2 separate regions of the Homo sapiens genome follow, and region 2 is linked to region 1. A link is a loop called in an ENCODE intact Hi-C map of the cell type or tissue named here. Cell type or tissue: gastrocnemius medialis. All regions are shown on one strand. Links, peaks and the distances in the headings refer to the core of each region. The heading gives the core; the rest is flanking DNA.

What was found. Hi-C counts contacts between places; a loop is a spot of excess contacts. Peaks named below come from ENCODE experiments on the same cell type or tissue, not always from the same donor. Only the 100,000 strongest peaks of a DNase experiment are listed, where the experiment ranks them.
Region 2: a loop joins it to region 1, with 7 times the contacts of the local background. A loop is called at or near these places in 3 of 110 quality-filtered maps.

Annotation. Positions count from the first base shown.
Region 1 is chr1:31,621,697-31,637,455 of GRCh38, reverse strand. HCRTR1 (hypocretin receptor 1) reads right to left here. Exons shown (of 9, transcript NM_001525.3): 7 at 13,707-13,933; 8 at 12,338-12,459; 9 at 9,843-10,666. The coding sequence ends at 10,476. It overlaps PEF1 (penta-EF-hand domain containing 1), which reads left to right. Exons shown (of 5, transcript NM_012392.4): 2 at 1,934-2,234; 3 at 4,142-4,297; 4 at 4,818-4,961; 5 at 6,614-7,590. The coding sequence ends at 6,843. Among named protein-coding and RNA genes, the nearest start is that of HCRTR1, 12 kb to the right of the region's middle. RefSeq lists enhancers at 11,592-12,092, 12,093-12,593, 12,778-12,927. In gastrocnemius medialis, for the core only: no CTCF peak of the experiment used is centred there; DNase peaks (open chromatin) are centred at 9,305, 9,765, 9,945, 10,855 and 2 weaker places; H3K4me3 peaks cover 811 bases; H3K27ac peaks cover 5,962 bases.
Region 2 is chr1:31,366,057-31,381,815 of GRCh38, reverse strand. It overlaps FABP3 (fatty acid binding protein 3), which reads left to right and starts at 8,740. Exons shown (of 4, transcript NM_004102.5): 1 at 8,740-8,874; 2 at 12,259-12,431; 3 at 14,322-14,423. The coding sequence starts at 8,802. It overlaps LOC124903892 (a long non-coding RNA gene), which reads right to left and starts at 7,517. Exons shown (of 2, transcript XR_007065573.1): 1 at 7,429-7,517; 2 at 4,329-5,004. RefSeq lists silencers at 4,720-5,014, 8,260-8,554, 15,169-15,351. In gastrocnemius medialis, for the core only: a CTCF peak has its summit at 8,173; DNase peaks (open chromatin) are centred at 8,055, 8,735, 9,521, 10,545 and 2 weaker places; H3K4me3 peaks cover 4,346 bases; H3K27ac peaks cover 6,593 bases.

The DNA of each region.
Region 1 (15,759 bases), core at 5,738-13,737:
CCAGGTTGGTTATCAAAGGATTCTTTAGCTAAAAATTAAACTGACAGAATTTTGCTGCATTTATTTTTTATAATCTGCAGAACAGTCCAGTGAGGAAGGAATTGTTCTATTTGTGAGGAAGCAGGCTCAGAGAGATGAAGCCACGGGCCCACAGTCATGAACTTAGCTGATGGGAGCAGAGTTTTAAATTGAGATCTGTGTGAGCCATTCTTGTCTGTGAAGGAGTCTTGCTAGTAGCTATGACAGCTTCTAGGGTAGAAAAGCTCCCAAGGATTGCTGAGTGGGTGACAGGGCCTGCTTCCTGCCCTCCCCACAAAAAAACCTCATGAATTTGGCCTTAGCCTTAAGAGTAATTATTTCAAGCTATCAAACACAATAAAAAGAGAAAGCCCAGGCTCTCAGTGGCTTGGCCACTGGTGCACTTACAGGTTGATCTAGAACGTATCTAGATGGTGCCGTTCTCGGAGCTGGGCCTAGCTGCTGTCTGTGCCCTTGAGCTCAGCTTGTCTGCAGATGTGTTGGGGCTGTGCTCTGCTGGGTCCTGTGCTAGCCATTTAGGGAGATGGAGCGGAACACTCCGAGGGCTACTGGTGTGGGAAGATGGATGAGAGAGGGAATGCCCCCATGTATGCTCTAATGCACAAATGCCCTGGACATAGAGCCAAGAGACCCAGGTTCTGGTCCCAGCCCCTCCACACAGCCTGTGTGTGACTTTCCTGGACTTGAGTCTTGTCCTCTGTAGGAGGCTATTATTAATAGTGTTTATTGAGTGCTTAATTTGTGTCAGGCCCAATGTCAAAGGGCTTCACATAGCTGGCCTCATTTCATTCACAAACTAACCTGAGAGGTAGCTATTATTATTCCCATTTTATAGCAGAAGATGTTGAGGCTTAGAGAGGATAAGTCAGTCCAGTTAGTAAATGGCAGAACCTGAACTTGAACTCTTGAACTGGTTGTTTTTTGTTTGTTTGTTTGTTTTGAGATCGGATCTTACTCTGTCACCCAGGCTGGAGTACAGTTGTGTGATCATGGCTCACTGTAGCCTCGACCTCCCCAGGCTCAGGTGATCCTCCCACCTTAGCCTCCTGAGTCATTGGGACTATAGGTGTGCGCCACCACACCTGGCTAATTTTTGTATTTTTTAAATAGAGATGTAGTTTTTCTATGTTGCCCAGGTTTTTAGTAGAGATGTTGTTTTTCTGTGTTGCCCAGGCTGGTCTCTAACTCCTGGGCTCAAGCAGTCTGCCCGCCTCAGACTTCCAAAGTGCTGTGATTACACAGCTGTGAGCCACCACGCCTAGCTGTTGAACTGGCCTTTGAAAGCATTGTATCGTATTGCCTTAGGAATAGGGTCTCCCCTGCCTGCCTCACAGAGTTGTGAGTGAGGATAGGGAAATGTTTTTACATCAGGGTAAGGAAGACATGCTGTGGATGAATCCATGCTATAGCTATGTCATTTGTGACTGATGAGGGTCAGGGGTGTGTGTTAGAGACTGCGTTTGCCCCATGAGTTCTGCAGATAGAGATGGGAGTACCACAGGATGGGCATTTGGAATTCTGTTTGATTCATTTGCCTATTCATTCATACAGGAAATATTTACCAAGTATCCATTCTACACTGGGAGCTGGGGATAAAGTGACAAACCAGACAGGATCCTAGCCCTTGTGGAGCCCCTTGATGTGCAGGAAAGGAGAGTTAGGAAAGGAGGATTTCAACCCTGACTCTGCAGGTCATTGGCGGGGTGACTTTGGGTAACTCGTTGCTCCTCTGGAAGCCTCAGTTTGCCCATCTGAGCAGTGAGATCATAATTCCAACCCTACCTATAGGATCAGTTGAAAGGATGGTGGTGGAAGTGCTTTATGGTTGTAAAGTGCCATACTCTGCCTAGTTTCTGGCCTCATCATTCTGACTGATATCTTGCTCTTCCTGCAGGGCTGCCCAGGAGCTGCAGGACAAGCACCAGGAGCCCCTCCGGGTAGCTACTACCCTGGACCCCCCAATAGTGGAGGGCAGTATGGTAGTGGGCTACCCCCTGGTGGTGGTTATGGGGGTCCTGCCCCTGGAGGGCCTTATGGACCACCAGCTGGTGGAGGGCCCTATGGACACCCCAATCCTGGGATGTTCCCCTCTGGAACTCCAGGAGGACCATATGGCGGTGCAGCTCCCGGGGGCCCCTATGGTCAGCCACCTCCAAGTTCCTACGGTGCCCAGCAGCCTGGGCTTTATGGACAGGGTAAGTAGTAATCTTGGACTCCGGGTACCTCTGACGTGGTTCTGAGTTATCCATGGCCAGCCTTTGTCCTTCCTGTGGGTGTGCAGGCAGCCTGGTCTCTGGCACCTTAGCATCTTGCTTCCAGCTTCAGTGTGTATCCTCAAAATGATAAGTTTGTCAGCTAGTTTTGTTGCAAGCATTTATTTGTATTGCTTGCTCATGCTTACTTTCTTTTGCTTACATGTCAGCAGCTGTTAGCTGGCTGTTGAGTTTCTGTTCCCTGTGTCTTTTTCATTCAGGGATACATGCTGAAGGAGCAGCTCCTGTTTGGGATATGTTATCTTTGTGGCAGAGAGAAGGAGCAGGAGAGCTAGCAAGAATGCACAATGCCTCTTAAAGCTTCTCTGAAGTACTGTATGTCTTGCCCACTTGCATTCTTTTGGCCAGAGCACCCCCTGATCAAGACTGACATCAGTAGGATGGGAAAGGATGCCCCTCTGCAAGCCACCAGGCAGTGGGAGAGGATGTACAATGCTCTTATAGGGAAGGGGAGATTAGCAAGTAATCTAATAATAGATTATTGAACTGGCCTTTTAAACCATTGTACCATATTAGTACAATGTCTGTGGGTGTGCAGACTGTGTCTCCTGGCTAGAGATTATTAGCCAGGAGACGATAATGTAGCCTACCATGGGGAGAAACTCAGTTTAAATATCCGTTTCTCTGTGAAAATATCTCAGAAGACACACATTCCAGGCTCTTTGCTGAGGATTTTATTTTGCTGTTATCTCATTTAATCATCACAACAATTCTGGGGAAATGGGTTCATTTTAGAAATGTGAAAATCATTACTCAGAAAATTGTACATTTTGCCTAAAGTCACACAAGCTAGTAAGGATCAGATCCAGGGTTTGAATCCAGGTCTGCTTTGATTCCAAAGCCTGAGCCCTTCTATACAAACTACACAGTTCAAACATGTCACAGAATCTCTCCTGCCCTGGGGCTGTGGCCCTTGCTCCCCTATGACACCGATGTTTTAGGAAGATGGCTAGAACCTGCCCGGATTTTTCCAAGGAAGTCAGACTAATCCCTAAGTCAGGCATACCTTTTTCCCTCTGTCCTTACTGGGCTTTGGTACTAGGCAGTGGTTTCTGTCCTCCACAACTGCCCATGGCTGTCTTTGTGTGAAGGGACCCCGATTGTGGCCAGTTAACTCAGTGTCCTAAGGTAGACAGACTTACCAGCTTCTACACTGTTTTTTTTGGGTTTTTTTGTTTTTTTTTTTTTGAGATGGAGTTTCGCTTTTGTTGCCCAGGCTGGAGTGCAATGGCGTGATCTTGGCTCACCACAACCTCCACCTCCCGGGTTCAAGCGATTCTCCTGCTTCAGCCTCCCCAGTAGCTGGGATTACAGGCATGTGCCACCATGCCCGGCTAATTTTCTATTTTTAGTAGAGACGGGGTTTCTCCATGTTGGTCAAGCTGGTCTCAAACTCCCGACCTCAGGTGATCCGCCTGCCTCGGCTTCCCAAAGTGCTGGGATTACAGTCGTGAGCCACTGTGCCTGGCCACTTCTACACTTTTATCTACCACCCATTCCCCCATCTCGCAGTTTACCTTTTCCAGAGAATTCTTGAAATGCTACAGGGGTACAGGTCCCCGTTCCTTAAAAACATAAAATCAATTAAGAGTAGTGTCTGGAACACTATACGAGAACTCCAGAGGACTCATGGAATAGAAATCAACTGCAAATACTCATGAATCTTCACTGAAGGTCCTCTTCCATCAGAGTAAGAATGTCAGCTTGATGGAAGACAGGGAAGGTGAATTTGTGAAGCTTCGTGTGTAGGAGAAACCTGTAGCCAGGAAGTTACTGAGGCTGGCCCTTCCTGGCATTTCTGTTGATGGCCTTCACACCCCTTCCTCCAGGTGGCGCCCCTCCCAATGTGGATCCTGAGGCCTACTCCTGGTTCCAGTCGGTGGACTCAGATCACAGTGGCTATATCTCCATGAAGGAGCTAAAGCAGGCCCTGGTCAACTGCAATTGGTCTTCATTCAATGATGAGACCTGCCTCATGATGATAAGTGAGTCTCCGCCTTGCCCTTGGGCCTGAGCTGGGGCAGAGCCACCTGATAGTGGACAGTAGGTGGGTAGGTGGGTGGGTGGACATTCTGAAGAGAAATTCATTGACCAGGGAGGACTGTGGGGAGGAAGCTAGGTTCAGGGTGAGATCCCCTAGACTGAGAGCTCTTTTCCTGAGATCTTTCTTAAGTTCTAGACCCTGCCTAGTTACAGGTTAACTTAGTTTCCTCTTCTGTAGAATGGTACTCCCTCCCCTGTAGGAAACAGCAGGGAGGGGTCAGGTGCCAAGCCTGCAGAGAAAATGCAGTTCTGGATGGGGTGGGGCTAAAGGTGTCCAGAGTAGGAGGACGGTGCAACGCTTGATGTGGGTGTCTCAGGTGCAGGCATCTGGGCCTCAGGGCTTGGTTCTGTGAAGTCGCCTACTCCAGCCTGGAGAGAAGGGCTGCCTCAATGGGTCCTGAGGGGGACCCTTGGCCTTCAGTCTTGAAGCCTTCCTCCCCTCCTTTCCCTCCTCACCTTCAGACATGTTTGACAAGACCAAGTCAGGCCGCATCGATGTCTACGGCTTCTCAGCCCTGTGGAAATTCATCCAGCAGTGGAAGAACCTCTTCCAGCAGTATGACCGGGACCGCTCGGGCTCCATTAGCTACACAGAGCTGCAGCAAGGTGCGGGTCATGGCCGGGGCACGATGGGCAGGACAGAGCTAGACTCTTCTCTTTACACCCTAAGATACAACAAAGGGGTTTCCTCTTGTTACCGAATGTCCACCTGCACTACAAAATGCTGTTCTCAGTGCAGGCCTGCATCCCTCACCCCTTCTTTGACCCAGCTGGGGCACTGAGCCAAGAGCCAGGGCAAGGAAACACCTGGGTCCAGAATCAGGGCTGGACCCTGGAGTGCTGGGTGAGACGGCCCCAGCCACAGGGAGCCTTAAGGATGGAAACTTGGCACCTTAAGGACTATGAGACCAGTGTGTGTGGCTTGGGTGACTCCTTTCTCTCCAGTTTCTAGCATGTAGAATGGAAAGAGCCCTGAACAGGGCTCAGAAAGATGGGTCTGTTGCCACCTCTGCTAGTGGACAGTTTCTTTCCCAACTTTTGGGACCCTGAGCACTCTAAAAGTTGCAGTTGGGGAAGATGACCTGAGGCCACAGCCCCAGGTCTGGTTCCAAACTGACTGTGTAAGGCAGAAGGCCACAGTTTGGGCTCAGGCAGGTTAGTAAGAGGTTGGGGGAGGACCCAAGAGGGAGCTTTGCCACCCAGGAGGGAGAAAGGGCTCCCCAGAGAGTCTAGTCCTTTGCCCAGGCTGTGGATTTCATTCAGACTAAGGAGGTCTGTGGGCAGGAGTGAGTGCACCACATCTGCCCCCAGTAAAAGGGAGGGGAGATGACCTATAGTAATCACCTACTCTTGCCAGCTTTTGTCGTGGATATTAGTAAGGGTGATATTAACCACAACAAAACGTATTTACTGAATGCTTGCTATTTTTAATAGGCTTATGTAATTCATTCTTCCCATGTGCTAGGTACTATTTATAATTCCACACCCTTCAATGAAGAATCCCTTATAATCTCCCTTTTACCGGTGAGAAAACTGAGGTTTAGTGTAGGTAACCTGCCCAAGGGCCCGCATAACAAATGGAGAGCTGAGGTTTTAGCCTGGCCTGGTAAGTTCTGAACAGAGGAAGGAAGGAAGCATCCCAGTGAAGAGACAGGATGCTCCAAGAGACCTTGGAGTGACAGTGACTTTATTAAAATAGCATTTACCAAGTGCTTTTTCTGTGCCAGTCACTGTGCTAAGTGCTTTACATGATCACCCGTTTTAATCCTTACTAGAACCTACAAGTTAAGTATTATCCCCATTTTAGAGATGATAAGATAGGGATAGTGAGGCTAAGCAACTTGCCCAGTGGCTGACTCCAGAGCAGGTCCTCATACCTCTGCTGTACTGCCTCTGATGTCTGCCCCAGGCAAGGTGGTCCTGGGAGCTCAGGCTTCCTTTTGGAATGCAAACGAATCAGAGATGATTGCGGATAGTCCGTTGTCGTCTCTGCAATCCCCTGAGCCTCAGTTGAAGAGACAATAATGGAGATTTGGAGAAAGAGGGATGAGGGCCTTCCACCTAAGGGGAGCATCCAGACACGGTCCCTGTTGTGTTTCTGACATCTTAGACAGACCCTTGGGATTTCTCTACCCTCTTTGTGCTTCTGTGCCCATCCTCTCGAAGTTCCTTGAACTGTTGTGATCCAGTATTCCTGATTGATGGAGGTGCTCATGGCAGGTTTTTGTGTGTCTGGTCTGTGTGCCCCTCTTCTCCAGCTCTGTCCCAAATGGGCTACAACCTGAGCCCCCAGTTCACCCAGCTTCTGGTCTCCCGCTACTGCCCACGCTCTGCCAATCCTGCCATGCAGCTTGACCGCTTCATCCAGGTGTGCACCCAGCTGCAGGTGCTGACAGAGGCCTTCCGGGAGAAGGACACAGCTGTACAAGGCAACATTCGGCTCAGCTTCGAGGACTTCGTCACCATGACAGCTTCTCGGATGCTATGACCCAACCATCTGTGGAGAGTGGAGTGCACCAGGGACCTTTCCTGGCTTCTTAGAGTGAGAGAAGTATGTGGACATCTCTTCTTTTCCTGTCCCTCTAGAAGAACATTCTCCCTTGCTTGATGCAACACTGTTCCAAAAGAGGGTGGAGAGTCCTGCATCATAGCCACCAAATAGTGAGGACCGGGGCTGAGGCCACACAGATAGGGGCCTGATGGAGGAGAGGATAGAAGTTGAATGTCCTGATGGCCATGAGCAGTTGAGTGGCACAGCCTGGCACCAGGAGCAGGTCCTTGTAATGGAGTTAGTGTCCAGTCAGCTGAGCTCCACCCTGATGCCAGTGGTGAGTGTTCATCGGCCTGTTACCGTTAGTACCTGTGTTCCCTCACCAGGCCATCCTGTCAAACGAGCCCATTTTCTCCAAAGTGGAATCTGACCAAGCATGAGAGAGATCTGTCTATGGGACCAGTGGCTTGGATTCTGCCACACCCATAAATCCTTGTGTGTTAACTTCTAGCTGCCTGGGGCTGGCCCTGCTCAGACAAATCTGCTCCCTGGGCATCTTTGGCCAGGCTTCTGCCCTCTGCAGCTGGGACCCCTCACTTGCCTGCCATGCTCTGCTCGGCTTCAGTCTCCAGGAGACAGTGGTCACCTCTCCCTGCCAATACTTTTTTTAATTTGCATTTTTTTTCATTTGGGGCCAAAAGTCCAGTGAAATTGTAAGCTTCAATAAAAGGATGAAACTCTGGAGTTCCATGTTTTCCACCATGATTTCTCAGCTACAGGTCCATCCACTCATCCTTTCAGTGACTATTTAAGTACATCCTATACACCACGCCATGCAGAAAGCAGCAGCTTGGGGGGACATTGCCTATGTGGGGCTCCTCTCCACTGCCAGAGGGAAGTTGAAGTATAGGGTAGCCAGCTGAGGGGCCTGCCGGGTTCAGTTCAGTATGGCCTGAAGGTCTATTTAGGAAGCTATTTCATAGCAGTTTTAGGGCTGGCATTCTGGGTTGAAAGCAGCTACCTCAAACTTCATAGCCTGGCCTTTTCTATTTTCTCAGGCCCTAGTTTTATCTTCCAGACAAACTCCATTTATTAAGTCATAACGTTCTCCCCACTTTTATTAAGCACAGACATCTGTACTTGCAAGTCAGATCTTTAGATCAGCATAATACCCAGTCTACACCGAGTGTCTCTAATGAGCTGACCACATTTCAATCAAAAGCCAAAGACACCAGACATTCTAGTTTGCCAGGGGGCTTTATTCTGGGTAATGGTGATTATCTTTTGGCTTTTTGAGATAAAGAGCTCTGAGGCCCTGTGCAGGGCTCTCCTCCCTGCAGTGGGTAGTTGGAAGTAACTATGACTGTTTTGCAGGTCAGTGAGGCCCAGCAGTGTGTCGGGCTTAGCCAGGTCAGTTGCATTCTCCTCTGGGCTGCTGTAGTGCTAGAATCCCCGCATTAGATGGAATCCAGTTCCCAGAGGCCAGCCCCCATCCAGAGCTAAAATTCCGTTCATAGTCCCCATGTGAGTCTGGCCTCTGCTTCGCCAAAGGCAAAGAACTCAGTGCCTTTCAAGGCAGCCCATTTCCTCCATGACTGGCAGAAACATCTTCCTTATGTGGATTCTAAATCCTGCCATCTTGAAGACACCACCATTTGCTGTGGTTTTCTCTGTGGGCCACCCAGGACATACATCACCCTTTATGCATGCCAACCCTCTATATAGTGGAGCCTACCCTATATACCACATTTTCCCCAAGTCCTCTCTTCCCTGGGCCAGATAGCCCTGGGCTCTTGAGCAGTCCCTCGCTGAGCATCTCTGCCCTTGGCATCCTGGTCACCTCCCCTGAATTTTCTTCAGTTTATCTGAGTCCCCCAGAGTGGAGGGCTGAGGCCCCCCATGGTGCTGGGTTCAGCCAGCAGAGCGTGCAGCCATTAGGAGCAGCGCCTGTTGTTTCTTTGTTCCCACTGAACCAAGTGTCTGCTGAAACCCGATGGTGCCAATTGTAGTCTCTCACCTTTGTGCTCAGCTGAGGCTGAGGAGCCCAAGACCTGGATTGATCTTGTAAGCACGGTTGGTTCTGAGCTTGGGGGCCAGCCCTCATACCTCATTCTGCACACTCACCTCCAAGCCTACCTATGCACTGTGCCAACCGCTTTGGATCCTAAGGCCAGTGGGAGTGTGGAATGGGCAGGAGAGCCCATCCTCCTGGCAGCAGCTAGAGCTCTGCCCCGTCCACAGAGAGCTGGGCTGGTAAGTCGTGTGGAGAGCAGGTGGCATACTTAGACCACACATTCCACCTGCTCTGGGTAAAGCGGGGTGCTTAGGAGGAGCAGTGCTTCAACACTCCTGGGCTGGGCCCCTGGCAGCACCAGGGCTCTGCCCACGTTCTTGACGGTTGAGGTCAGAGGGAGCCCACAGCTCTATTAATCAAGTTAAGCAGACCTGGTGGTATGCATAGCAGAGCTGGCCCCTGCCAGATGTCCCTGTTCCTCTCAGCAGAGTAGCACTTCAGGCTGCACTCCACGTCCTTCTCTGGCAACAAGGCTCAGGGCCTTTGGCAGCCTTAAAATCTCGGTGGCAGACGGAGCATGTCTGGCCAAGTCTGTGGCTTTCTCTTTTTATCCTGTGAGTTCATAGAAAATAGGCGCAAGCCTTGGTTTCCAAGAAGATGAAGATAACAGTAAATCAGCCTGTTAACCCGCTATCTGCCCACCCGGCCCCCCTTACCTTCCCCAGGCCACTGGGCCTGTGAGCAGACAGTTGTGTCGAGGGGTGAGGTCCCGGCGTCACAGGATTGGCACCGCATGAGGAGGCAGCACCACGTGTGCCGAGGCCTGGCTGAGTCCATCTGGGATCCCGTGTGGTGGGGGTGGGAGGTCAGCAGATAAGAGCATTCTAGTGCCTTCTTGTCTTCCCTCCCCCCAGCTTCCCCACCTTCTTCTGCTCCTAACCTAAGCAGCACAGATTTTGTGCAATGACAAGGAAAGGGAACATTCAGTGCCAGGCTTTTAATTACAGTTGCTTCGGGCTGCTGGCCTCTCTGCCAAGTGGCCATGGAGAGTGTTTTATCACACCACAAAGCCAACAAGGTCGGGTCTGTGGTGTGTGCCCTTGGCACCTGGTTAGGGTGGGGCTGTGCTCGTGGCCCGCTGGAGAAAGGCTGGGCCCAGATTAGTTCACACAGGCATCAGAACAGCTGGCCAAGTGCAGCCCTGGGCTTCAGGGAGCCATGGAACAAGATGGAAATGCCTGTTGGGACCTTTAGAGCAGACTCCAGGGAAGGCCTGTAATTGGGTAGGAAAGGGGTCTTTAGGAGGATGACCAAGCTCTGGAAGGAGGATGGGGACAGATTATACTGTGGGGTATGGCCAAATGAGAGAAGTACAACAATAATCATGTCCACAACACTTCACAGTTTACAAGGAGCTTTCCACTTGCTTCAGCATGCTTAATCCTCACATCAACCCTGCTTAGGGGACACAAGCTCAGACAGAGGAAGTGACTTATCCAGAGTCACACAGGCAGAAACCCAGGACTGAAGCCACAGCCTTTCACCACATCCAGCTGTCTTTCCATGAGGGGTAGGGGCAGATCCCCCGAGCCGGAGCCTCCAGGGCAGCCCTCGCTCAGGGCAGCACTGTGGTGACGCTGGTGAGCACCACATGCTCAGAGATTTTGGAGATGGAGCATCGGCTCTGCAAGGACAAGGACTTGTGGCTGGCAGAGGAGCGGGGACTAGGGGCCTTCAGAGAGCCGCAGGGACCCAGGCCAGGCAGGCAGCAGGAGAAGGCAGCCTTAAACTGCTCCCGGAATTTGCCTTGGTTGGGAGACAAAAGACACAGCCATAAGGAGACAGATGCAGCAGGAAGGGGCCTTGAGCCCAGGGACACCCACGCAGCTCCAGCCAAGCTGCCTATGAGGGGGCGGGGAGGGAGGGAGGGATAGAGCTGGGAGGGAGAGCCCTGAGGCAACCTCGGCACCGCCAGAGAGAGAGGACAGAAGCCCTGGAGCGGGTTCCCAAGGAGAGACGCAATTGCCATCTGATTCCTTGACTGTGCTCTGGCTCGGAGGCTGACTCAAAACGTGGTGTCTGGCTCGGGGGCCTCAGGTCACCTCTGCTCTCCTTGGTGTGTACGTGGGGGTCACTATCTGTTGCGAGGCTTGTGTCCTCTCTGCCCTTTGATGATGAAAATGACGGCAGCAGCAGCCCTTTTGCATTTGGCAGTCACGCTGTGCTGGGCGCCTCAGCCTCTGTCCGCCAGAGCATCCCAGCACCCTGAAAGGCTGGAGTCCTTTATCCTCACTTCACAGATGAGATGCACAGAGGTACAGTGGCTTGCCCAAGTCCACCCAGCCAGAAGCTGAACCCAATTCTAATTCCAAAGCCCTTCTCAAGGGGGAGGAGGGAAGGAGGGACCACCACACCACATTATTCAGCCCAAGTATACCAGGGAAACAGATTTTGTCAGGCTGAAGCCCCTTTGATCATGTGTCATTAGGCTGCCAGCCTCTCTGGTGCCCAGCACAGGGTCAAGCACATAGTAGGTGCTCAGTAAACATAGGCCAAACAAAGGCATATGTGTCAGTAAGTCTGTCTGCCCTCCCCTCCCCACACAGCTCATCATCTATTCTCTTTTCTGACCTGGAAACCCGCAGCCAGCCTTGTTGAGTAATTCTTGAGTCTCAATGAGGGTTATACTATTGACTCCTGATCCTTTCTTTAACCTTTTAATAGTTCCTCAAAGATTATTTCTGTCCAGGCTTCAACAGTCATCTGGACCTGTTCTTTAGAAGTCTATTCCCAAAGTCAGAGGGCTGGTGAGTCAGACTTCTGCTGAGCTCAGCCTCAGAGCCATTACCACCCTGAGACTGGGAGGTAGAGGGAGGGGGTGGGCACTGTGGGACAGCAGAGAGGAGAGGCCTGGAGTGGGAGTGGGGGTGGCAGGGGAGGAAGACTTCCAGAGGGGACAACCCCTGAGATTCCGGTCACTCTGCCAGTGTGTCTAGCTGAGCCGGCGAAGCCCTTCCCTGGGCCTGGCTTGTCTCTCAGAGTGACCCTACTTTAGCCCTGACACCTGGACTGTGCAATCCTTCCTCGGGCAGGGGCTCCAGGGCCCTCCTCCCACAGGTCTGACTCCCTCCGGGGAGGATGGACTCCTCTGCCTGAGCTGATTGGAGGTCTTGCTGTGCCTGCACCCAGGGTGGGAGTTGGGGGTGAGCTGGCCTAGCCCCTGCCCTTCCACTCACTCACTGGTCTGCAGAATCTGCAAAACTGGATCCTGGGTGCCAGCCACTGTAGGGAGTGTGGCCCGTCTCCCACTCAGGCCAGGGCCGCTTGGGGTGGGTCCTCCCAGAGCAGGATCACTGTGCCCACAGCAGGTACATCCTCACCCACCATCCTTTATTTGGGCCCTGGCTTGGGGATGGGGAGACTTGTCATGTGGACTGTTGGCCACCCTCAGTCATTTTGCATCCCCAGCCTGCTCACCACTGAGGAAGTTGTAGATGATGGGGTTGGCAGCGCTGTTGGCGTACACCAGCCAGTGGGAGAAGGTGAAGCAGGCGTAGACAGCTTCGCGGTCACTGGCTTGGCGGAACATCCCGAACACCCTAGGCCCAGGGTGGAGGAGCGTCAGAAATGGGGTAGCTGCGTATGCATGTACTGGGGGAGTGCTGCTCACAGAACCTGAGCTGTAAAGTGCAAGAGTTCCTACTGCCCACTTCTGTCCACGTTTCCTGGCCTTCTGTACCTGAGGTCTTGGCCAGGGTTTGGGGTTCTCAAGCATGGAGGGTATCAAGCACCGTGATGGGCATCTCTAGCCTCCTGGCCATCGGATCCCCTGGGGCTTCCCATCCACTTTCTCATCCATCCTCACAGCAACATGATGAATCATAGACATCATCCATTTTTCCATTAAGGAAACTGAGGCTCAGAGAAGTAAAGTGACATGCCGAAGATCACACAACCAGGAAGTGGCCAAGCACAATCTCAAAGTGAAACTGTCTTCTGTCCAATAGCCTGCATTCTCTCCCCAGCGCCCTGCGACCCTCTTTGGCTGTCCCTACAGACACGTGCATGGTTAGCTCTCTCACTTCCTTCAAGTCTCTGCTCAAATGTCATTTCCTTGGAAAGGCTTTTTTTTTTTTTTTTTTTTTTTGAGACAGCTGTGTCACCCAGGCTGGAGTGCAGTGGTGCAATCATGGTTCGCTGCAGCCTCAACCTCCTGGGCTCAAGCTATTCTTCCACCTCAGTCTGTGTAGCTAGAACTACAGGCACATGCCACCATGGCTGGCTAATTTTTTGAATTTTAGTAGAGACGAAGTCTCATTATGTTGCCCGGGCTGATCTTGAACTCCTGGCCTCAAGCGATCCTCCCTCCTTGGCCTCCCAACGTGTTGGGATTACAGATGTGAGCCACTGCACCCGGCCCCCTGCTTTTTTTAAACCATTGTATCTAAAGCAAAAGCAAAAACCCACCAACCCTTATCATTGTCACTCTCTGTCCTATTTTATTTTTCTTCCCAGCAGTTATCACTGCCTGACATTATAATATACATTGATTCTTCTATTTACTTCCCTTCTCTCCTGCTAGAATGCAGCCTCCATGAAGGCAGGGACTTTGTCTGTCTTATGCACTTGTTCATTGTATTTCCAGCCCCCTAAAATGTGATGATTAAGTGAATGAATGCGTGAATTTTCACGATAGCCCTAGGAGATGGAGGCTCAGAGAAGAGAAATGGCCTGCCCAAGATCACATAGTGGAGAAGGGGTGGAGCCAGGTCTTTCTCCCAAGCAAGGAGAGCTCCTTCCCCAACCTCAAACTTCTCCCCACCCCAACCATACCCCGTGCTCTCACCTCTTAAGGACATTGAGGACGCTGATGGGCAGGTAGCAGAGGGCGAAGACCAGCAGCACCACCATCAGCATCTTGGCTGTCTTCCTCCGTGCACGCATCTGCTTCACTTCAGCCAGGAAGGCGCGGGCCCGGGGCTGGGGCTCTCCACTCAGGCCCTGCTCCAGGTCCCCCAGCTGGTCTGAGGGGCGCTTCCAGTTCCGCACCAGTGCTGAGGTGGTGCCGGGGATCTGTCCAGCACACATAGAGACAGCAGTGGTGGGTACAGCACCTTGGGAGGGTGGTTGCCTTTTGTGGGGCCTACTCCAGGCTGGACCCCGGGCAGGGTGGAGATGGGCAAAAGGATAAAACCCTTGCAAGAGGAAGGAATCTAATGTTTATGATAGACTAACACTCTGGACTTGAGAGTGAACGATAGACTTTCATTTTCTTTTCTTTTCTTTTTTTTTTTTTTTTGAGATGGCATTTCACTCTTGTCACCTAAGCTGGAGTGCAATGGTGCAATCTTGGCTCTCTTCAATCTCGCCTCCCGAGTAGCTGGGATTACAGGTGTGCGCCACCACACCGGGCTAAGTTTTGTATTTTTAGTAGAGATGGGGTTTCACCACGTTGGCCAGGCTGGTCTTGAACTCCTGACCTTAGGTGATCCGCCTGCCTCAGCCTCCCAAAGTGCTGGGAATACAGGTGTGAGCCACTGCGCCCAGCCTAGACTTTCATTTTCCATTAGCTCTTTGTGAAACCCTCTACAACACGCCTTGTGGAAAGATATTATTGGTCCTTAGGTATAGATGAGGCAACTAAGACTCAAAGAGGTGGGGAACCTTGACAAGACCCCAGGCCACATCCTGTCAACTGCCCATCCATCCTCCCTAAATCTCCAACACTATCTTTGAGGGTAGGGGTGGGGGTGAGTTGTGCCTCCCCTGGATCATACCAGACTATGAGGAGGCCTGGGCAAGGGGTGAGCAGGTGGGCAGCATCGAATGGCCTGGGCCAGTGCCCATAAGCCTGGGGTGGTTCTGGGCTCCTGGAGAAGCCTCTCCTGCCACCGGACACTCAAATCACCCACCACAGAGGGGCATGGGGCTGGAGTTCTGGAAACGCGGGTCTAGAGCCAGCTCAGCCATTCGTGAGCTATGTGACCTTAGCCACCTCATTTTCCTTTCTAAGCCTTGCTTTCATATCTGTCAAATGAGGAGGATCGTGCCTGTGTCCTGCTTGGCTGGGGGGTCTGTGGGGAGCAGATGATGAGTGTTGGTGGACTACAGGGCTGGCCAGTCAGGAAGGGTCCTACTGGACTGGGTGCTCCTCCAAGGCAGGACCTGGGTCACAGCCAGTCCGTGTCCCCATCCGCTGCCCGGCATGGCCTGGGTGCAAGCCAGTACTTCCTGTGGAATGTAGGTGACATCCCCAAGTGTGAGAGTCCCTTCCTGAGCCTGGTCATGTTCTGGCCTGCCTTTTCTCACCGCCCAGACGCCAATCCAGGACTCCCACTCGCTAGGCCAAGGGCCTCTGACCACCCCTGCCCCCCAAAAACCTAAGAAACCCACCGTGGGTCAGTCTGTAATGCAGGAAAGAAGACAGGCCCTGGAACCAGAAGGCTCTGCTGCTGTTGAATCTGGCAAGTTGGTTGCCCTTATTTGGCATTTGTGACGTGGGTAATGTTGCTTCTTTTGTTAGATAGTTGTTAAGACATTGGATGCAAAGTGCCTAATTTGGCAAGCACCACGGAGTTGCTATTATTATTGTTGCAGTGGTACTAAACTGAGCAGTGGGAGCTCACAGATCTGGGCTTTAGTTCCTGATCTACTCACTAGCTGAGTGGTTTGGGGGAAGTTATGTTGATCTTCTGGGTCTCGGTTTTCTCATATATTTAATGTGGGTAATATATGGTGGCTAAGAGGATGCAAGATTATCTGGGAGTGGATACTTCAATAAACGCCAACCACTAATAGAAGGACGTGTTACTATTCCATTCCAGGGTAGCCACTGGTGCTTTTGGCCTTGAGTTTGACGTGTCTCTGGGCTTCCCCTCTCTTTGGTTGCAGCCAAGATG
Region 2 (15,759 bases), core at 3,675-11,674, 250 kb after region 1:
CTACCAGCCTACTCACTGATGACAAACTGGAAAAGTTTGTCCTGTCTCTGCTCTGGCCCCACCTCGCCCTCTCCCCTACTTGGAAGTTCCTTTCCTGAACCACTGACTGCCAAAGCTTGAGGGATTAAATAAATCATCTGGCCCAACCTCCTACCATAGAGTTGGGAACACTGAAGAAAAGAGACTGGCCCAAGGTCACAGAGAAGGCAGGGTGAACACTGTCACAGGGAGAGCCAGTGTAGAATAATGGTTAAGCCACGCAAGCTCTAGAACCACTCTATCTGAGTGCAAATCCTGGCTGTCATCTGTAAATCAGGGATGAGAATAGTACCTGCCTCACTAGGTTATCGTCAGGGTGACATGAGTTTGAAAGACAAAAAGCTGCTAAGTCCGGTGCAGTGCTCAGGGAGTGCTGCACCAATGTTAGCCACAATTTTCTGCACCTGGCTCATAGCACACAAAGCTTCTCTATACCCACAATCTCATTTATTCTCTCGAAAGGTTAGACATTACTATCCTCATCACACAGAGGAGGAAACAGGCACAGAGAGACTGACTTGTCCAAGTTCATGCAGGTATTGTGTCTCCCAACTTTCCTTGGTGGTCTTTATGCCTCCTCCCCATTTCCTCTGACAGGTCATAAACTGGCTCACCAGTGGTGGGAGAAGAATCGGTAGCCAGACATATACCAGCCTACTATGACTCCTAGTGCTGCCTGGGCTGGTTTTTTGTTTGTTTGTTTGTTTGTTTGTTTGTTTGTTTTGAGACAGAATCTCACTCTGTTGCCCAGGCTGGAGTGTGGTGGCGTGATCTTGGCTCACCGCAACCTCTGCCTCTTGGGTTCAAGCAATTCTCTTGCCTCAGCCTCCCGAGTAGCTGGGATTACAGGTGCCCGCCACCATGCCTGGCTAATGTTTTTTTATTTTTAGTAGAGTCAGGGTTTCACCATGTTGGCCAGACTGGTCTTGAACTCCTGACCTCAAGTGATCTGCCCCTCCTTGGCCTCCCAAAGTGCTAGGATTACAGGCATGACCTGGACTGTTTTTACTCCTGCACAGGGTGATCCCATTCTAAGGACAGCCTTCTTCATCTGACTTTATCTTTTCCTGACTCTGATCCTATCCCTCTAACCTCATGGTCCTCCCACCGCCAACCTTTACAAGGAGAAATCTTTCACCCTGGGCTCCAGTCCTGGTCACCCCCAGCCCACCCAGTCCTTCCTGCAAATGGGCTCCTTCCTTTTCCTATCCAGTGTCTTTGTTTACTATAGAGTCCTGGGTTGCTGCCCCATCAACCCATCCCGGATAACTCCCAAGATCTCAGCCCAAGCCAGGCTGACAGTGTTGGCTTTGTACTTGCTTCCTGGAACACATCTGGCCTCAGACTCCTGAGGCCAAGACACACTCCCTGCCAGCCACCCTGCCATGGCTTGCCAGCTCTCCTCACCCAGGGACAACAGTGGGCATCTGTCCACACCAACCAGGCTCGTCAGGTCTCCGGGAGCTGCTTGAATCCTTCCACAATCTTGGGTAAGCTGTTCCTGAATAGAATGCATTATGAGGCATGACTACTGGACCATGTGTTTGGTGCCAGAAGAGGGGATGGAGGCCAGGCCACATGGCACATGAACATGCTTGAGACCTCATGGTGATGTGAGGTGCCATTTTATAAGCCTAAGGTTTACCTTTCTAATTATACTTTACCTAATCCAATATTAGAGGCTATTTAGAGTTTTGCAGAGGCAACCTTTTTTTCATTTGAGAGAAAAGGAAACTGAAGTTTGAGGAGGGAGCCAGGGTCAGCCCCAGGTCTGGGGCCTGGTTTAATCACTTTCTGGGAATAGCCCCATCCCCCCAAAAAAGCTGCTGTTGAGATCCAGGCTACCCTCATGCTTTCCAAAGGGCAATTCTCACCTGGGAGTACTTGGGGCCCCACCACACACAGGAAGTGGCCCAGGCTACTGGCCCTCAGGGATGGAGTGAGAAAGAGGACACAAAACAGGATACTTTGGCAGGAGGAAAGTTGAGAGTAGTGGAGGAGATGGTGATGGTGTCAGAATTTCAAAACAGAGAGAACACTGCAAGAACAAGTGGCTTTCTTTTTCTCTGGAGAGACTGTCCACTCCACAAATACATGCCAGGTCCTGTGCACAGCAAGAAGCAACACAGACTGGGTCCCAGCCCTCTAAGGGCCTCCGGTGTAATGGCAAAGACAGACTCTGAAACAAACATCAAAGCAGGATAGGGAAGGCCAGGGAAGATGGTGTTACCCAGAAGCAGGATAGTTATGCTGAAAGCTGAAAAATGAGTAGGAGTTGGCCGGGTGTGGTGGTTCATGCCTGTAATCCTAGCACTTTGGGAGGCTGAGGCAGGTGGATCACTTGAGGTCAGGAGTTGGAGACCAGCCTGGTTAACATGGTGAAACCCCATCTCTACTAAAAATACAAAAATTAGCCAGGTGTGGTGGCAGATGCCTGTAATCCCAGCTACCCAGGGGACTGAGGCATGAACATCGCTTGAACCTGGGAGGCACAGGTTGCAATGAGCCGAGATTGCACCATTGCACTCCAGCCTAGGTGACAGAGCTGGACTGTCTAAAAAAATATATATATATAAAGATTTTTTAAAAAAGAAAAGACTGTAGGGGTGAGGAAGAGCACTGCTGGCAAACATAAAGAGAGAAACATGGTGTCCCCTCAAGGTACAAAAAGGTCAGAATGGCTGCAGTGTGTGTGGAAAGCTGGGAGAGGCAGGTAGGGGCTAGAGTGTGTGGGCTGTGATGCTTAGGCTGTGGCTATGGGGTCATGTCAAAGAAAGTGGGTCTTGTGCTAAGGACCACAGGCAGCCAAGGAAGGAGGCTGGAAGAGAAAAAACATAAACCAGGTACGCCTGTCCCAGCTACTGGAGAGGCTGAGGCAGGAGGATCGCTTGAGGCCAGGAGTTGGAGAAACATCCTTTGTGCTGCATTCCTCAATTTGTCCTCCCCTAGCTTCTCAGAGTCCTTGGGAGGCTGGCTAGGTGAGAATAGTGATAATGCTCTTTGCAGATTTAGAAACTGAGACCCAGTGAGATCATGACTTGCCCGAGGTCACACAGCTGTTGTATACATATGGCAAGACTGGAACCCAAGTCTCACTCCAGAGCCCCTAAAACTAGGGAGGTAGATAGATTCTCTCCTTCACTCACTCATTTGTTCATTCATTCAATATACTGTACCTGTCTACAACCATACCACCCTGAATGCACCCGATCTTGTCAATATACTATACCTTATTCTCCGCCAGAAACTCTTCTTAAAAAGGATTTCAGCAACAAATTAGACCAAGGAAATAGATGAGACCAGGCTATACAGTCTGGGCTTTCTTCTGTCAGCAACAGGGAGAGGATGGCTTCTGAGAAGGCAGATTGCCCCTCCCCACTGAGGTACCCCCTGTCCCCCAGGGCAGGGAGGGTCATTGTTCTCATTTCAGGGAGCATTCTGCCACAGGCAGCAGTTTCTTAGAAGCAAATTGGTGTTGAGTAAACCTCTACCTTCTGCCATCATTTGTTCTCTCCAGCCCACAGTATCTGGAACTCTTGGGGAACAAGGAAGCAGATTTCCTAGTGGCAGAAAGAACACTCCACCCACTGTAGCTGCAATCCCCCTGCACTGTGAGCTAAGTGAGAGCAGGGAGCTCTCCTGTTCACCCTGGATCCTCACTGAGCCTAGCACAGTGCCTGGCCATAGGAGGTGCTCAATTAAGATTGGTAGAATGAATGAATATTTAAAGAGAGAGAAAGGGAAATATGAGGAAACTTATGTCCAAGATCTGAAGGCCACTCTGTGACCTCAATGAAGAGGAGTTGGCCATATACTTGAATCCTTTCCTACTTATTCAGGGTCTCAAAGGGCCTTGGCTTACTCAAATATCCCGGGGAAAAGAACTGGAAGGAGGAAAGGAGAAAGGAGTTACTATTCCTTCAATATTAGTGCACGGTAGGCTTTCCATTTGTTATCTCTTTTAATTGTCCTAACAACCCTGAGAAGTTGATGGCCTTCCTCTATTTGGGAGAAAACAAGACTCAGAAGGGGGAAAGGGAGCTTGTTCTAGGTCTCTAGCTAGTAAATGCAGGCCTGGAGTTTAGAATCAGGGCTCTTTCCAAAGACACTGCATCTGAAGATGTCAGAGGCATTCTAACCAGAGTGACTCCATCTTGAATAGAGGCTGGATAAAATGAAGCTGAGACCTGGCTGGGATGCATTCCCACAAGGTGAAACATTCTTAGTCACAAAATGTTTACAGTTAAGAGTTAAGGGAACAGGTTAATAATTTACTAAACAGACATTTCTTTACTTCTCTAATAAACTTGCTTTTACTTTATTCTGCGGATTTGCCCCGAATTCTTTCTTGTGTGAGATGCAAGAACTCTCTCTTGGGGTCTGGATTGGGACCCCTTTCTGGTAACAAAGACCCCATGGACCAAGGGCATAAAAAGAAGGGATGTCTAAGACTTGCTGGTTCTATGGCAGGCAGAGGCAGAAAGAGCCCCACCATCATTCCCAGCAAATGGGAAAAGTTCCCAGTTGCAGATATTAGGGGTGGGATGGGGCGGGGGTAGTCAGCAACCATAGACTTAGACCCTGAAGAGGCAAAAAAGGAGGGCCATGTTCTTGGGTCAGCAGAGCTTCTACTCAGCTTCTTCAGCCTCTAGCTCTTTCCTGGTGCTAGTAGCACATTCTCTAGTGGAGGCATCCAGATGGCAGGGAGGGTCCAGGAAACAGCTGAACATGCTGAGCAGGCCTCCCTTGTCCCCGCTCCCCATGGCCCCATGGATCATCCGGTGCTGCAGCTCATCTCATTGGCTGGCTTCTGGTTACTCATCTCTCCTCTTCTCCATCTTCCCAGCCTGTGGTTGCCGTGGAAACATAGAACAGTGACCTCACCATAGGATGAGGGCTGGGGAGATGCTGTTCTTGGCAGGCGCTGGTCTTGCTGCCTGCCAGATGTTATATCCACATCTGGATCTGCCAAGGGCAAGACAGAGGAGTACAAAAAGGGACAGGGCTCACATTCTTCCCCAAATGTAGTCAGCATAACAGAGGAAGAGGATGCAGGTAGATCAGAGGGATGAGGAGAGAACTGTACATACTTAGAAGGGAGAAGGGTGTAAACCAGGAGGAAAGGAGATGGGGTGTGGCTTATGGGTTAACCTCGGTGACCCAGGTCTGAGCACCATGGCGAGGTGAGGGAAGGGCAGTGAGGGTAGTTGGTCTGAGGTTTGTCGAGTAGAGCTCCTCAAAGCCCCGTGCTGCTCAATTTGGACAGGCCCAAGAGAGGGAGCAAATGGATTTTCTGGCAGTGACCCCACCCCAACCCATTCTGAAAAACCTCTATAGCCCCTTTTTCAGTTGAAGCCCTTTCTAATCCTGTCCCAGAAATAATAAAACTGAGGATTAAAGAAGCAAAGCAATCTGCCTCAGGTAACTAACTCAGTAGGTAGTGGCAGAGCTCAGACTAGGTCTTAGGTGTCTGCACTATCCCTGGAGACAATAACAATAGCAGCAGGAGGAGCAGCAGCAGTGAACTTTCGTAAGTCAACCATGCTTAGCATTTAAATGTATTATCTCGGGCCAGGTGTCGTGGCTCACACCTGTAGTCTCAGCACTTTGGAAGCCGAGGCAAGCAGATTGCTTGAGGCCAGGAGTCCAACACCAGCCTGGGCAACACGGCAAAACCCTGTCTCTACCAAAAAAATGCACAAAAAATTAGCCAGGCGTGGTGCCATGCGCCTGTAGTCCTAACTACTCAGGAGGCTGAGGTGGGAGGATCCCTTGAGTCTGGGAGGTCAAGAATGCCATGAGCTGAGATCATGCCACTGCACTCCAGCCTGAGTGACAGAGTGAGACTCTCTCCAAATAAATAAATAGGCCAGGCGTGGTGGCTCATGCCTGTAATCCCAGCACTTTGGGAGGCCAAGGCAGGCGGATCACTTGAGGTCAGGAGTTCAAGGCCAGCCTGGCCAATATGGTGAAACCCCGTCTCTACTAAAAATATAAAAATTAGCCTGGCGCGGTGGCCCGCGCCTATAGTCCCAGCTACTTGGGAGGCTGAGGCAGGAGAATCACTTGAACCTGGGAGGCTGAGGCAGGAGAATCACTTGAACCTGGGAGGCAGAGGTTGCAGTGAGCTGAGATAACACCATTGCACTCCAGCCTGGGTGACAGAGTGCAAGACTCCATCTCCAAAAAAAAATCCCTTCATTTTAAAGATGAAACTGAAGCTGGCGTGGTGGCTCATGCCTGTAATCCCAGAACTTTAGGAGGTCCAGGTGGGCAGATCACCTGAGGTCAGGAGTTTAAGACCAGCCTGGCCAACATGGCGAAACCCCGTCTCTACTAAAAATACAAAAATTATCCAGATGTGGTGGCAGTTGCCTGTAATCCCAGCTACTTGGGAGGCTGAGGCAGGAGAATTGCTTGAACCCAGGAGGTGGAGGTTGCAGTGAGCCAAGATCACACCACTGCACTTCAGCCTGGGCAACGAGACTCCTTCTCAAAAAAAAAAAAAAAAAAATGGAGACTCAGAATGGCTTAAGTGAATTGCCCAAGGCCACACAGCTAGTACCCAACAAAATTCAGATCAGAACGCAGATCTGCCAGCAGCCATTAGCCCAGCCCCAGCTCTCCATCATTGCATTACAAGGGCCACATAAGGAGTCAGTTCTAGTTCCTGGCCACACAGTCCTTGAGAGGAGGCCCTATGTGTGAGGGCTGCGACCTTGAGTCAGAAATCATCTTTTCCCCCTCCTCCTCTCCTGGCACCTGTTCCAACAGTGAGATCACCAAGGCTCCATGCCCAGCCCTGAAGCCTGTCCCTATAGCTTTGGCAGAAATGAGCCTCTGAGTCTTCTGGCAACTGGACCGTCCAAAGGAATCAAGATCTTAGGGTGGGGAGAGGGCTCTTCCTCCCTGGCCTTGTTCTCAGAACAGTCCAGGGAAGGGAGGCAGGGTTTGCACATGGAGAAACAGAGTCCCAGGAAGGAGGGCCTGCCATACTCTACGCACGTGGCAGGCCTCTGGGCTCCTGTGTTGGCTCCTGCAGGCCCACCCTGGACAGGCTGCTGCTGGCTGAAATTCAGTTCGGCACTACTCCTTGGTGTGCAGGGCCTCCTGCCATCCCTCAGAAATTCATTTATACCTCACTTCCTTTGAGAAGTCTACATTGGGCCCTCAGGTCAGGACAGGACAGGACTCCCTTTAGAGGCACCACGCTAGTTTTATGTCTGGCTGCCCAGAGGTGAATGTGTGTCTTGTTCCCTGTTGTCTCTCTCCAAAGCAGGGCCTGGCACAAAGTAGGTGCTTTATTAACTGCTGAATTAATGAGTGAGCTCCTCAGAGCTTCAACTTGTTCACCTTTTTAAAAAGAGAAAATAATACAGTAACACCTACTTCATGGATTTTGCTTTAAAAGTCCAATGAGGCCAGGTGTGGTGGCGTGTGCCTATAGTCCCAGCTGCTGGGGAGGCTAAGGTAGGAGGATCCCCTGAGCCCCGGAGTTTGAGGCTGCAGTGAGCTATGATGGCGTCACAGTACTCCAGCCTGGGAGACACAGCGAGAGACTTTGTCTCTAAAAAATAATAATAAAATAAAAAGTTCAATGAAACAATACACCCAAAGCCCTCAGCATGCAATAAATAGCAAGACAAGGCAGGTCTTATTTTTACTGAAAGTGCTTAGTAAACTATACAGTGACAAACCACCGCACAACAGGCTCTCGAAAGGAGGCAGCAAATTACCCAAAAGTGCAGGCGGCTTGCTAGTGTGCACAGGCCAAAGAAAGGGCGGCAGGTGGGGAAGGCAGCCATGGGCCTTGAAGAGCTGACCGAATTGGCAGAATTTCTGCAGGAGGGGAGCTGGGAACGACCTGAGCTAAAGCTCGGAGCTGTGCGAAGAAACCGGAAAAGCCCAGAGCACTTGCAGGGGCGGGTGGGGAGCTAGATGGTGGGGTGGGGTGGGGACGGAGGAGGGCCAGCAGGAGACATTCCGCAGGGAGGGGCAAGCACGTGTGAGGCGGGCGGGGCGCGAAGGGTCAGGCTTTTGCTCAAAACAGGCAGAGGACAAGGTCAGCTCAGCCGCAGACCGAGCCGCTGGTGACTGTCTCCGCCACCAGGCAGTGAGAGTGAAGGGAGAGCGCGAGCTCTGAAGCCCGCTAGACTAAGCTTGCAATCTGAGCTCCATTCACCCCCTCCTATTTCTTGAGACCTTGTCAGTTCCCCTGTGAGCCTCGGACTCCTCACTTGTAAAACGAGGACAGATGCCCGTGCCAGAAGTCAACCAGAGCTTTCCCCGGCGTGGGCACCAGCCCAAGGGCGTTTTGCTTTTCTAGTCTCATCTCTGCTCTGACGCTAAGCTCAAAGAGGGACTGGGGGACGGGAAGATATCCACCATGGCATGCGCCCTAGCTCTCGGGCTGGTGTTGGCTGCTTCCTTCTCAGATTCCAGAGTGCCTAGAGGCCAGGAAAGGGAGAAGGTCCTACCAGCCTGGGGTAGGGACTCGGGGGCCAGGCACTGGCGCTGACGCAGGCTAGCAGGGCGCCACTGGCTGGTCCCCACCCACCTCGGTGGGTTGGGGGATGGGCGCACCAGCCCCTCCTGGGTGAGCCCTAGCCTGGGGCTTCCTATTTCGGGAGCCGGGGGCGTGGGCCACGTCTCCTCATGTGATGCGAGGGCTATTTAAAGCGGCAGCCCGGGCAGGGAGCCGCCGTCGGAGCCCTTGCACGCCTGCTCTCTTGTAGCTTCTCTCAGCCTAGCCCAGCATCACTATGGTGGACGCTTTCCTGGGCACCTGGAAGCTAGTGGACAGCAAGAATTTCGATGACTACATGAAGTCACTCGGTGAGCAAGCCGCGGGGCTCAGGATGTTGGCTTGGGGACTGGCTGGTGGCGTGCCTAGCCCCACGCAGCACTCCTGCCGCATCCCTCCTGGTTAAGACTGGGGAATAGGGGAGCGCGGAGATGGCAGCCTGGCCTAGAGCAGGTGGGGCCTGTTCAGAGGGGGCTTTGGTGGTCCAAATCTGGTTAGAGACCACGGTAGGGAGGTGGTGGAAGGAGGCAGCTGTGTGGGAGGCTCTTTCCAGGAAGAGGGATATGTGATTTGGAGGTAGGAGGAGGGTTTGGATAAAGAACACTGATCACAGGAAAGGGAGTGTAGCCAGGGGAGAAAAAGAACAGGGGCATGGGTAGTTTAGAAATTGGAGGAGACTGAACCCAGAAAGGGAATGGGGCAGCCAGGGAGTGTACAATGATGTAAACAAGTAGGAAATACCTAGGAGGAAAAAGATTAGTGGGGAAAAAACTGTGGATCAGTGAATCAGATATGAGAAGGACGTAAGACAGGAACCTGCAGTAAGCAGCAATCCCCATCTCTGCTTGGTTAGGGAAGAGAATTCTTGCTGGAGAATGCCCTTTCTCACCAGCCAGTCTGACCTTGTCCTGCAGTCTATGTATCCAGGCCTTCATCACTGTCTGTGAGCCTCGTGGTAGGGTGGGGCAAGAGGCCCATGATCAGCTGGGCCTTTCCTGCAACCCAAGGCTCACCTATCTGTGCGAGGGGTAGGCAGAGAAAGCCATTGGACTTCTGATGTGCAGTAGAGGGTCCCAAGGCAAGGTCAAGACCTGGGAGGGAGGATCACTGGTTTAGGAGGATGTGGAGAACTGCTGTGGTGTTGGGATGGAGAAGAATCAGGATTCAAAGAATCTCACAGGTGAGGAACTTGGAGATTCCCATACCATCTAGTTCAACAGGGAAACTGAAACCAGGAGAGTAGAAATGTATTATAACAATTCCACAGCAGAGCCAATATGAAAATCTAAGGTTTCTAGATCTGTAACCCAGAGCTCTTCCCACTACCCTACAGGCCCTGCGAGTGGGAAGAAAAGTAGAAACTGCTTAGCTAATGATTGACCTCAGCCCTTCTTCTACTGCTTTGGGCTTAGATGGAGAGGTCAAAGCTCTCAACGGCCTCTACCCTATCTTGGGCGCTATGCCCAGTAATTCTAGGCAGGCAGTCATTCTTAGAGGAGCAGCCCCCAGCCCCCACGAACACAGCCCAGCAGCTATTGGGAAGTTGGAATGCCCAGATTTAGTTCCTCCTTCCAAAGCTGGGCCAGAGCTGAGTCTTGAATTGAGCTGCAACAACTTTACCATTCTTGTTCCCTTATTCTGCCCCGAGTTGGGTCAGCGGGCTGGTCTCCCTGAAGTCCTGTTATCTTTCAGCAGCTTATGTTAAGGCAGCCAGCATTCTCATCGTAGGAATGGAAAGCCTGGGAAAATACCCTCCTCAGCTCTCAGTAAGTAGTGCTGGCTTCATTTCTAAGTAGAACCCAGATCTCCCTGAGTCTCCTAAATTCTGTCAGCTCAATATTCTTAGTTTCTCTTGGTTCAGACCCTCACTCATCCCGCAGTGGTTTCCTTTTCAAACACTCCATACCTCTGGGTAGATCCTAAGTGAACAGAGCTCCCAGTGCCGTGACAAGGTCCTGCTCTGTGCAAGGGAGTGTGATTGGCCTGACTCATCCTGATACCAAGGGGCAATGCCAAGTTCCTCACTGGCCAAGCAAGGGTGGGCTGACAGCATAACAGCAGAGGCAGCCCCTGCCCCTCCTGCTGTAGACCTAGGGCTCTCAAGGGGCAAAGAGGTCCCGTCTAGTACCAGTGACCACAGGCACAACTGCTGGCCTGGATTGAGTATGTGCTGGACAGAATCGCCCAGTGAAAATAGTCAACAGTTTTGGAGCCGAGGTTCAAATCTATGTCAGTAGTTTATTCTCTTTGAATTTCGACAAGACACTTCGCACTCTTCATTGTAAACTGGGGATAATCTACGCTTCGAGGCTGTTACAAGCATTAAGTAAAACAACCCATGTAGGGCATGTGCAGAGTACCTAGCTTCCAGCAAGCACTATGTAGCCAGGTACATTTGGAGACTTTACACACACCACCTCACTACACTGGGCTGCCTCCTGCCTCACCTTTGCCTTGGAAGACAGTTCAATGTTAAGCTGCTGGGGGGAGAGGGGGCAGTCATGATTAGTTCTTTGTTCTTTACTTGGTTGCAGGACACTTAGGACTTTGCCCAGTACCCAAGGAAGCCATGCTTGGGTCAGGAAGAGAGTCTCTGTAAAGCCTTAGACTGGGAGTCAGGAGACGGGTTTGAGTCTAACTCATTGTTGCTACCGCTTTAGGCTCCTCCTGAATCTGCACAATAGGACAAATACTTCCTTTGTACCTAACTCCTAGATCATAGATAACAGGCTTTGAAAATGATGGGTTGCCATGTATAAGGGACAAGAGCACTAACACTTCTTAGTTTCAGGGTAAAAACTTCCAAAGTTGGAAAACTCCTATGCCTAAGGCTTTGGAAGGGAAAGTCTATGTTTCTCTTCTTTCCTCAGCCTTATTCCTAAGGCTTTGAGAGCTTTTCAGGTGCCCTGGAAGGCAGCCTTATGCTCCAGCCTTGGGAGGTAGTATAGCTGAGCACTTAAGCAAGCTCTGGACTCAGACAATTCTGGGCTTCAATCTCAGATTTGTGACCCTGGGCTTTACCTCTGTTTTTGTATCTGTAACGTGGAAACAGTCTTCAGAAGAACAGGAAGAACTAAATGAGATAACATGTACAGTTCTTACTACACAAAAAGCTCATAGTACTTAATAGTAGCTTTTTTTTTTTTTTTGAGGTGGAATCTCACTCTGTTGGCTAGGCTGGAGTGCAGTGGCACAATCTCGACTCACTGCAACCTCCACCTCCTAGGTTCAAGCAATTCTCAGCCTCAGCCTCCTGAGTAGCTGGGATTACAGGCACATACCACCACATCTGGCTAATTTTTTGTATTTTTAGTAGAGACGGGTTTCACCATATTGGCCAGGCTGGTCTTAAACTCCTGGCCTCATGTGATCCGCCTGCCTTGGCCTCCCAAAGTGTGATTACAGGCGTGAGCCACCACACTTGGCCCAATAGTAGCTTATTCTAATCCCAGCTCTGCCACTGACTTGCTATGGCACTGCTGTTCCTTAAGTATCTCTCATCTAATGGGATCAGTTATCTGTGTTCACCAAACAGAACTAAGCGCAAGACTGAATTTTAAAATTCCCATGCAAAGGCTTTGAAAGATACAGTCCTCCACTTCCCCATACCCAGGCCTGAGAGTTATTCATTGAGTTTCTTGTACACTGCTTCTCTACCCCAGCTCATATACTCATAACCTTCCCCCTACCCTCAGGTGTGGGTTTTGCTACCAGGCAGGTGGCCAGCATGACCAAGCCTACCACAATCATCGAAAAGAATGGGGACATTCTCACCCTAAAAACACACAGCACCTTCAAGAACACAGAGATCAGCTTTAAGTTGGGGGTGGAGTTCGATGAGACAACAGCAGATGACAGGAAGGTCAAGGTAAGTCAGGGAAACAGGGGTGGGGAATGGAGAGTGCTGAGACTCTAAAAGAGAATAGGCTGGTAGTCTTGGCTCCCTGGTATTGCACCCTGAGGGGCAGACTATCATGGGGAATTTAAATGAAACAAGATTCATAAAGCCTGTGTAGTGCTGGAATGCCACTGATGCTAAATACATGTCAGTTCTGTCCTCTTGTTTTCTTCCCTCCCTTCTTGGGATTCATCTATTGTCTGCCTCGGAATGGGCAGCACAGAGCCAGGATGTTCTTCTGACCTCAGTATCTACTCCAGCTCCAGCTGGGTGACCCTGTGCAAGGTATGCAGTAGCTCTAGGTTTCTTTCCCCTTCCATAGATGGCAGAGTTATGTGGCCATGGCTGTGACCTGAAGTGCTTTAGGAATGATGCCCAGAAGTCAGGGCCCTCCACTGAGTGAGGTCATTGTGACCTCCAGCAGCAAAAAAGGCAGCCAGGAACTAGAAGCACCTACTCAGATGCCGCTTCAACTTCTAACTCCCAGACATGGCCAATGACCCTGACAAACTATTTCCAGTGTTGCCAGCTGACAGGCAGGAAGAGCTATGTTCCGTGATAGGGCATTCACCTTGTCATGAATGTGTTTGCAGTGTCTTCCCACCAAGCCTTAGCCCCTCCTCCCAGGGTTCTATCACCCTGCAGTGGCTGTCTTGGCAGCTTGCCTCAGCCTTCCAGGCCAGGCATGGGAGCGAGAGAACTTAAGGGCTTTGACCTCTATAGGGTGTCCCTATAGCAGTGTTCTATCATGACACTATCATTCAGCCCCATCAGCTGTTTCCTCTTCCTCATAGCTGTCCCCAGAAAGAACAGGATCACACAGGTGGCTGGCAGCAGAGCTGGGGATGGTGCCCAAAGATGGCAGTCTACCTTGGATAAAGGTGGCTGCCCCACCACCTGCTCATACCTCCTTGGACTTGCCTACTTTCTCAAGGGGCAAGAACCCCAATTAAACACAATAGCCCTGTGGAATGCCTAGGGCAAAAATATCTACTCTGAGTAGGCAAAAAAAACTAGGGGAATGAGAACAAGGAGTAAGGTAAGGATAAAAAAGAGCACACTAAGAGACAGGCCTCATACCCCTTATCACCTAAACAATACACAGAACCTTCTCAGATTCTCCTACTGAACCACCTTGCTCATCAGGATCCCTTAGCCTGGCCTTGTGGCCCCCAAACTCCTAGGAAAGAGAGCTGGAAGAGCTGCCAAATGAGAACCAGCTGATGTATGTATGCTGGCAGCACCCAGAGCTGAGGAACCACTTCAAGGGCATCCAGTCACAGGACTTTGTGGTTGCTGCCCTCTTGTTGGCTAAAGAGGTCACATGATGTGGACCAAGAAAAGGTGTAGGAATACAGGGCAGGAAGTCTAATTATCCAATACTTCCTATCACTAAGGGTCTTTTAGACATTATGTGGACTAACCACAAGGCTGGATAAAGATTCTCAGGACTACTCCTCCTCCTCAGTCAGTCTTTCCCAGGGATAGACTAGTAAATCCCACCTGTATCTGAGGGGACCAGGCTACGGGAATCACCTAGAGTACAGATAAGTGTCTGTCTTGAAGGCTTGTGGTACTTCTCAGAGCCAGGCTCTCTGGCTCCACCATACTGCCTGCCTCTCCCTCCTTGCCTAATATCTGAAGGCCTCTTCCCCAGAAAGGCAGTAGTGGAGCAGAGGCTGGAGGTGAACTAGATGTCTTGCAGGGATAGCTGGGAGGCGGATTGCCTGAGCTCTTGTCCTCACACCATCACTAGTTTGGGTCAAAGGCTGTGTGCTCTGTGGCCCAGTGTCCAGACCCCACCCTGCCCCTCAATTCCTGACTAAGATCACAGCTCAGGCCTCTACCCTCTTTCCACAGTCCATTGTGACACTGGATGGAGGGAAACTTGTTCACCTGCAGAAATGGGACGGGCAAGAGACCACACTTGTGCGGGAGCTAATTGATGGAAAACTCATCCTGGTAAGATGGGCAACTTTGGAGCTATATCTGATTGGTTATTACTACTGCTCTTTCAGCCAAGCCTGTTCTAAAAAGCCAAGTCCTCCCCTGAGAGCTGTAGAAGCTGGGACAAGAGAGTGGTTGTGGGTCAGGGTGGTATCAGGTGGGAATTTTCTGTGTAGTGGCTTTGGACTCACACAGGCCGGAACTCAAATCTTACCTTATAGGCTACATGACTGTGGGCAAATCACCTTTTCCAAGTGCAACTGTAAAACGGGTATTAATAATACCAACCTTGTAGGGCTGCTGGGAAGCCTGTAAGAGACAGTGTATGCACAGCACAAAGCATCACTGATTGAGGAACACAGCAGGTGCTCCATGTCCTTTGTTTGCTCTTCCTGTGTTTCTACCTTGCCTCACCTCAGGAAGAAGTAGAAAACAGGGCCAAATCTGATCCCAGGCCCTCTAGGAGGGGCTCCCATTGCCTATCTCAGCATTCCCTTTCCTCTCCTCCCTAGGACTGCATTGTCACTTGCAGGGACAGGCTCGTGACTGGTGGGGACACTGAATGACAGTACAGTCCTTTCTTCCCCATTCTAGTCCTACCCCATTTTCATGCTTTCTATGTCTGGCCTACTGAAACTACTTGACTACTGCTTGGGTAGGAAGTACCACAGCCAGGCTGGCAGATCTGTTCAAGCTTGGGGACTTCACTTGGAGAATCTAGCCTTGACTGAATTCCCCCCAGACCCAGGGAGAGCAGCCAACTGTGGATTCTGCCTAACCACAGGGCCTCAGGTTTTCACCTAGGCATCTTCACTGCACACCTTCTTGGGTCAGCATAACCTGTTAACTGCATTCTTGTACTCATGTGGGACAGGGGTCCCCTTGAAGTTTGGAATGAGGTGCCTAGCTTTGGTGGGGATGTGATATGCAGGACCAAATTCTCAGTGGCAGCTGAACTATGGTGAGGCCATGGGTCTGGCTCTATGATGCCAGACCGGATAGTGGGAGGTACAGGGCTCTGGCCCTGGCACTACTCTAAGTTAGGGAAGGATTGGAGTTAGTAGCCAAACACAGTCCTTTCCTGAGTCTCTGGATATTTTTCCTATTTGTCAACTATATGCCAGGCACCATCTTAGACACTAAGGATGAAGGAAGCCAAATGGTATAAGGGAAGGAAAAACACTCAGGATCTTGACCAAATTACTTCCTCTCTAAAGGCTCGTTTTTTCCAAATCTCTAAAATAAGAATTACAATGCCTATCTTAAGGATTTGCTGTGCATATCAGAAAAAAAAAATTATGTATGTATACACACACACACACACACACACACACACACACACACATACATA